Linked DNA regions of Homo sapiens: region 2 is linked to region 1. Evidence: chromatin loops called from intact Hi-C (ENCODE). Cell type or tissue: gastrocnemius medialis. All regions are shown on one strand. Links, peaks and the distances in the headings refer to the core of each region. The heading gives the core; the rest is flanking DNA.

The links. Hi-C counts contacts between places; a loop is a spot of excess contacts. Peaks named below come from ENCODE experiments on the same cell type or tissue, not always from the same donor. Only the 100,000 strongest peaks of a DNase experiment are listed, where the experiment ranks them.
Region 2: a loop joins it to region 1, with 4 times the contacts of the local background. A loop is called at or near these places in 4 of 110 quality-filtered maps.

The regions. Positions count from the first base shown.
Region 1 is chr14:22,009,275-22,012,085 of GRCh38, reverse strand. It overlaps TRA and the pseudogene LOC100419912. Among named protein-coding and RNA genes, the nearest start is that of OR4E1, 340 kb to the right of the region's middle. In gastrocnemius medialis, for the core only: no CTCF peak of the experiment used is centred there; a DNase peak (open chromatin) is centred at 1,337; H3K27ac peaks cover 863 bases.
Region 2 is chr14:22,083,080-22,085,890 of GRCh38, reverse strand. It overlaps TRA. Among named protein-coding and RNA genes, the nearest start is that of TRD-AS1, 400 kb to the left of the region's middle. In gastrocnemius medialis, for the core only: a CTCF peak has its summit at 1,291 (motif pointing left); a DNase peak (open chromatin) is centred at 792.

The DNA of each region.
Region 1 (2,811 bases), core at 301-2,800:
ATGGCTTTGTCCTCATTCGCTTCATCATCATTCCCTTGGTGATCCATTGGAGCACCCTGGGCCCCCACCACTGGCGCCATTCAGGCTGCATCTGCGAACTCTGGATTCAGTTGCTGCTCACCCTGGTCCTCCTCCAAGTTGGCATGCTGAGGTTTCGTCTGCTTGCACTTCTACATGGTGCAAGCATGGGGCACTGGGAAAGCCAAAGTTCTGGCGATATGTTTTTTAAAGGCTCTTCTAATCCATAGATCCCCTTACTCATTCTTTGTAGTTTATTGTGGGAAGAAAAAAAGACCCAGGGTGTTTGTCTTGCAGAGTTTTTCACACTATAGATTTTGCTTACTGTATATTTGTGATGGGTTTAATATGTTCTGCTGTCCTTTGTACTTACTATAAATTGGCGATTGGGTCTAGAGGGCAGTATTTTGTTTAATACAGTGAACAGAAAACAAAGCTATTTTTCACTAATGTGGGAAATCTGTTGGATTGAGTTACTATTTCAAGTCCACCTAGTTTTTCCCTCTGTTTGGAAATTCTGAAAGAGACTGGAGGTTGTGTAATAACGATGGTGGGAAACATCAAGAATTCCACTCTACTTCTGGGAGAGTACATATTTGACAATTTACTGTTCACTCCCAAGGGTGTCCAATTCTGATGGGGAAATTTCCTCTTTTCCAAAGAAAAGGAAACTTTAATTATGAAATCAGGTGGAAAGGCTCCTAATGCTACCATCTGGGGTTGGAACAGCACTGAGCTGTTGAACTTGTGTCTTATTGTGTCGTAGAAGATGGAAATGAGGGCAAACACACAAAGGATGTAGATGGTAAGCAGGTTGTACTAGGGGTCATGGAGAAGGCAACTACTACATGTAATAAAGAGGGATAAGAAGTAAGGTTCAGAGATTCTTTGTATCACACATAATATGTGCCTAATATATGCTTTCATTCTTTTAAAAAAAAATGCTTATGACAATGGATCATGTCCAGAAGTTATGTAAGCCAAGTGATTACATAACCCTGGACAGCTCATTAGCTTAACCAGCTCTCTCTGTGTGTGATATGCTTTATTTGAACTCAGTCAAACTTTAGCCCAGGGATACTGGAACAATTCTGCAGTGAAGACATCCATCGTATGCAAGATCATAGGCTCTGAGATGTGGGGTATGAGGGTGACTAATTTCAGGGAACACCTGAAGAGGTTCCCTGATAAGGATCATTAGGAAATAGCAGGGGCTGGAGCCTAATGGTCATTATCATTGACTTTATTCACAGAGGCTGGAATAAGCCTCAGCTGCCTTGCAGACTGTGATGGCTTCATCTCCCCAGCCCCTCATCCAGAAGCTTCCTGTATAAAAGCTCTTGTGCAATGGCCTGTCTACATCTAACAGCTTGTAGCCTGACTTTGACAGGACTCAGGAACAAACAACGCAGCTTCAATCTCTGGATAACCTTTCAGGACACCCACTCTGCTTAGGAGAAGAATGGGAGGGTTTACTGCATCATTTTTGTTTATCATCTGATGCCAAGGCCCAGTGCCTAGTGACACATTATCAGGCCTGTACCTTTTTAAACACTTGGACAACCACACTCATTTCATTCTACTCTAGGCACCTATGAGCATTTGCATTTGCTACTTAGCTCTAGAGAGAACTCTAATATTGAAGGAACCTTTCCCAGTTACAATGTTCTTAGTTCCTTTAGGAACAGATGAATTATATTAATTTTACAAGGGACAACCAGAATTACTAGAAAATCTGTCTCTCAACCTGCCTTAGAGCTTAACTGGAGGAGCTGTGTCCTCTGGAGTTTCAGCCAGCTAGTCCAAGTTCAGTGTGACCTCATGCTTGTCAAATAGGAATCTTCTAATTTTTCTCATTCTCTCATGCTGAGGAAAGAAAGTGTGTCTAATGCCTTGTGAAAGAAACAAAAACTTCGAATTCAAATAAACATATTTACTTTCGAATTAGTACCTGTTCTGTGCTTTCCTCCTTCTTTCTTCCTCCCTTCATCTCTTCTCTATCCCTCATTCTGCCTTCCTCCTGTCCCCTTCCTCCTTCTCCTCCTCATCCTTCTTTCTTTTCTCCTCTCCCTCCCTCTCGCCTTCTTCCTCTCCCTCTTCCTCTGCTGCCCGGCTACATAGAACAGTAGCTTCTGTGTATGGAAAGCAGATGACCTCCCAAGCCACTCTCCTCTCTGCCTGCTTCCTTTGGCTTCTTGTTATTACTGTTACATTATCATGCAACATGTGGAACAGTATGAATATGTCTATAACAACTAATTGTCCTTTCCCAAAAAAGAAGGGCAGCTAGTAAGTGTTAGGAACTCAAAAAGGCAGTGGACTATGTGCTCTTGTGAGGCTAGTAAAATTTTGGAAAATATTATTCAATAGCAACTGCCTAATTAAATCTCTACATTTTACAAATGAGAGAACATGTTCAGGGGAGTTATAACTTTCTTAAGGTCACATAGGTTGTTTGTGTAAAACTTTAGTTCCCTCTGCCTACCATTCTATAGTGGATATAGCCCCCTAGAACATGACCTCCATAAAGGCAGGAGCCATGTCTGTCTTATTAACTAATGTTTCTCCAATGCTTACTATAGCTACAAATGTCTCCTGAATTAAGAATAAACTATACTTAAGGTTCTCAAGCTGGGACACACCCATGATACATGAAATCATGGGGGGAAAACCAGGTATAGTTTCATGAAATGGTAATTCAGATTTGTTTGTCTTGCAGATTAGCTTGTCTTGTAACTAATAATTTAAATTTTTACTTTTAAATTAATTCATACTGTGAAATGAATGGTAAAT
Region 2 (2,811 bases), core at 203-2,702, 74 kb before region 1:
CCTCAGAAATGATATAATACAATTAAGTCAATTTTATTTTTTCTCCATATTTTTTTCTAAATTACACATTAGGTAAATTAAATATTTTTTTAAATGTACCTAGAAAAAGAAAATAGGAAATACTGGAATTATCTGTTCTGGAGGAGCTGTGATCTTTAAATGGAAAGAGAGGATAGAAAAATTCTGCAGAAGATATAGATCTATAACCATCCGTAATGCAGTCATTTTTGGTGGCTCTTATCCTGAGTTTGAATAAACATTCGATATTTTATTCACACTTCAAAATCGATCAACTATGAAAATATAAAGAATAAATTTAACTTTTGATATTAACACAGGCAAGATACAAGGGAGAAATTGAAGATAAATTCTAAAGCACCCCTGAAATAGGGATGATCTGTATTATAAGTCATATAAGTTAAAATAACATGAGAAGCACATTTTTTTCAGAAGCACAAAAATGATTTTTTTGTATTTATATTTGGTGTCATCTCAAATCCACTCAAAGAAAACACCATCGCAGTCCAATAGGAGACAATGGTCCACGTTCCTCAATCTACAATCCAAACCTTTTCTTCCCCAGTACCCTAAGGTGCTTTTTAAAAGTTGTTTAAGTTTTGATGTGCTTTCTTTTCTTTTAATTTATATATGCATATATTCAATACATATATACTGTCCACAAAGTGCCTACTAAATTAGGCAGTACTTGGGCCTCATTTCATTCACGAAAGAGACACAGTCCAAGTCTTCAGTCAACCTAGTCCCAAGACTCAGGTATCAGCCAATGGAACCTGCCAAAGACACCAGTGTGTCTAGATGATGTGACGAAGGAAAGGGTGATGAAATCTGTTTCTGGACCCAGTCAAAGAAGAGTACGGATGGGGAGATGCTTGAACTGGGCCACAAACCATGATAGATTTCCCCATAAAAAGAATGGATAAGGGAATTTTAGGCACAGATTAGTGTGACTGGATATTGGGCTGTATGTGGGTGAAAACCTTGTAAAGTTATACTACAGAAGTTAATGTGGGCTTGAAGGATAACATGTATAATTCAAAAAAGTGTTGACTTCCAAAGTGATGTTTTCCACTCTGTTAGACTAGAATAAATACAGATACTAGTTAGGTAGATGAATGGATAAATGCATAGATGCATTGAATGAAAGAGACACGTGAATTGAAACAGAGTAGGAGATAATTTACTATTTTAAAAGGATAATCTCTGGCTAATTGCTGAATATGTGTATTTGGACAAATGTTAATCTTCTTTGAAGAAGCATTGCCCCCTTGTGGCCATATAGGGAGTTTACATCAAACAATTTCCTACAGCTTCTTAAAACGGTTCAGCAACCCCTACATCTATCAGAACACTGAAATAAGTGGCTCAGTCCTCCTCTTGAGCCAATGATTTCTTCAGATGAAAGGAGATTTTTGTCCTTGCTGAGGTCAGGTATGTCTCAGGCGGATCTGGAGGAATTGATTGGGATGCTGGAGGTACCAGGAGAGAACAGGGCTACTGAAACAGTGACACCGCAACTGCTCTGGGGTTCCTTCAGAGGCAGAAACTGGCCGTCAGATGGAGTCACTTCATGGGATCTCCTTCCTCACATAATGGCAACATCAGGTCGGGGAGAAGTCTTCGCACTAAAGAGAATATGTCCTTAAATAGATCTAACTTAGTTAATTACACTTCATCTTTGTCAACACTTGGTATAGTAGTCATTTTTTCACTTTTAGCCAACATAGTGGCTATATAGGAGCATATATATAGCATATATAAAGAGCATATATATTATATAACATATATATAGCATATATATTATATAGCATATATGCTCCATATAGTGGCTATATATTTTATTACAGTATTAACTTGCACTTCCCTGATTATTAACGACATAAGAGTCAGTAGACTTTTTCTATAAAGGGTTGAATAGTAAGTATTTTAAGCCTTGCAGGTGATTCAGTCTCAATGGCAACTACTCAGTTCTACCGTTGCAGCATGAAAGAAGCCATTGATAACACACTAAAAAAACCCAAGCATCTCTGTGTTTAAATAAAGCTTTATGAAAATAGGTGGATGGCTGAATTTGGCTCATGGGCCATATTTTGTTGACTCCTGATGTAGAGCATCTTTTCCTGTGTTTATTGGTCATTTTTATTTTTTTATTGTGAAGATTCTACGAAAATATTTTGTTAATTCTTAAATTGGGCTATTTCTTCTCTTTTATTGAGTTGTAAGAGCTTTTTACATATGCTGTACACAAGACTTTGGAATAATTTACATGTTTCAAATAGTTTCTTCAAGTCAATGGCCTTTATGTTTTCTTAAAGATGTCCATGACCTCTGCACTGAAAAGTCCAAAAACAATGCTGACAAAAATTAAAGAACCTTAATAAATTGACAGATATGTCATGTTCATGAATTAGAGGATTTAATAGCTTCCAGATGGCAGTTCTACCCCCAATTTTCTGTAAGTGCAATGCAATATCACTCAAAATTTTAGCAGGCCTTTTTATAGAAATAGACCAACTAATTCTAAAATTTATATGGAAATGCAAAAAATAAACCTTAATGAATAACTAAAACAATTTTTTTTTTTTCGAGACCTAGTCTCGCTCTGTCGCCCAGGCTGGAGTGCAGTGGCGCGATCTCGGCTCACTGCAAGCTCCGCCTCCTGGGTTCACGCCATTCTCCTGCCTCAGCCTCCCGAGTAGCTGGGACTACAGGCGCCCGCCACCACGCCCGGCTAATTTTTTGTATTTTTTAGTAGAGACGGGGTTTCACCGCGTTAGCCAGGATGGTCTCGAT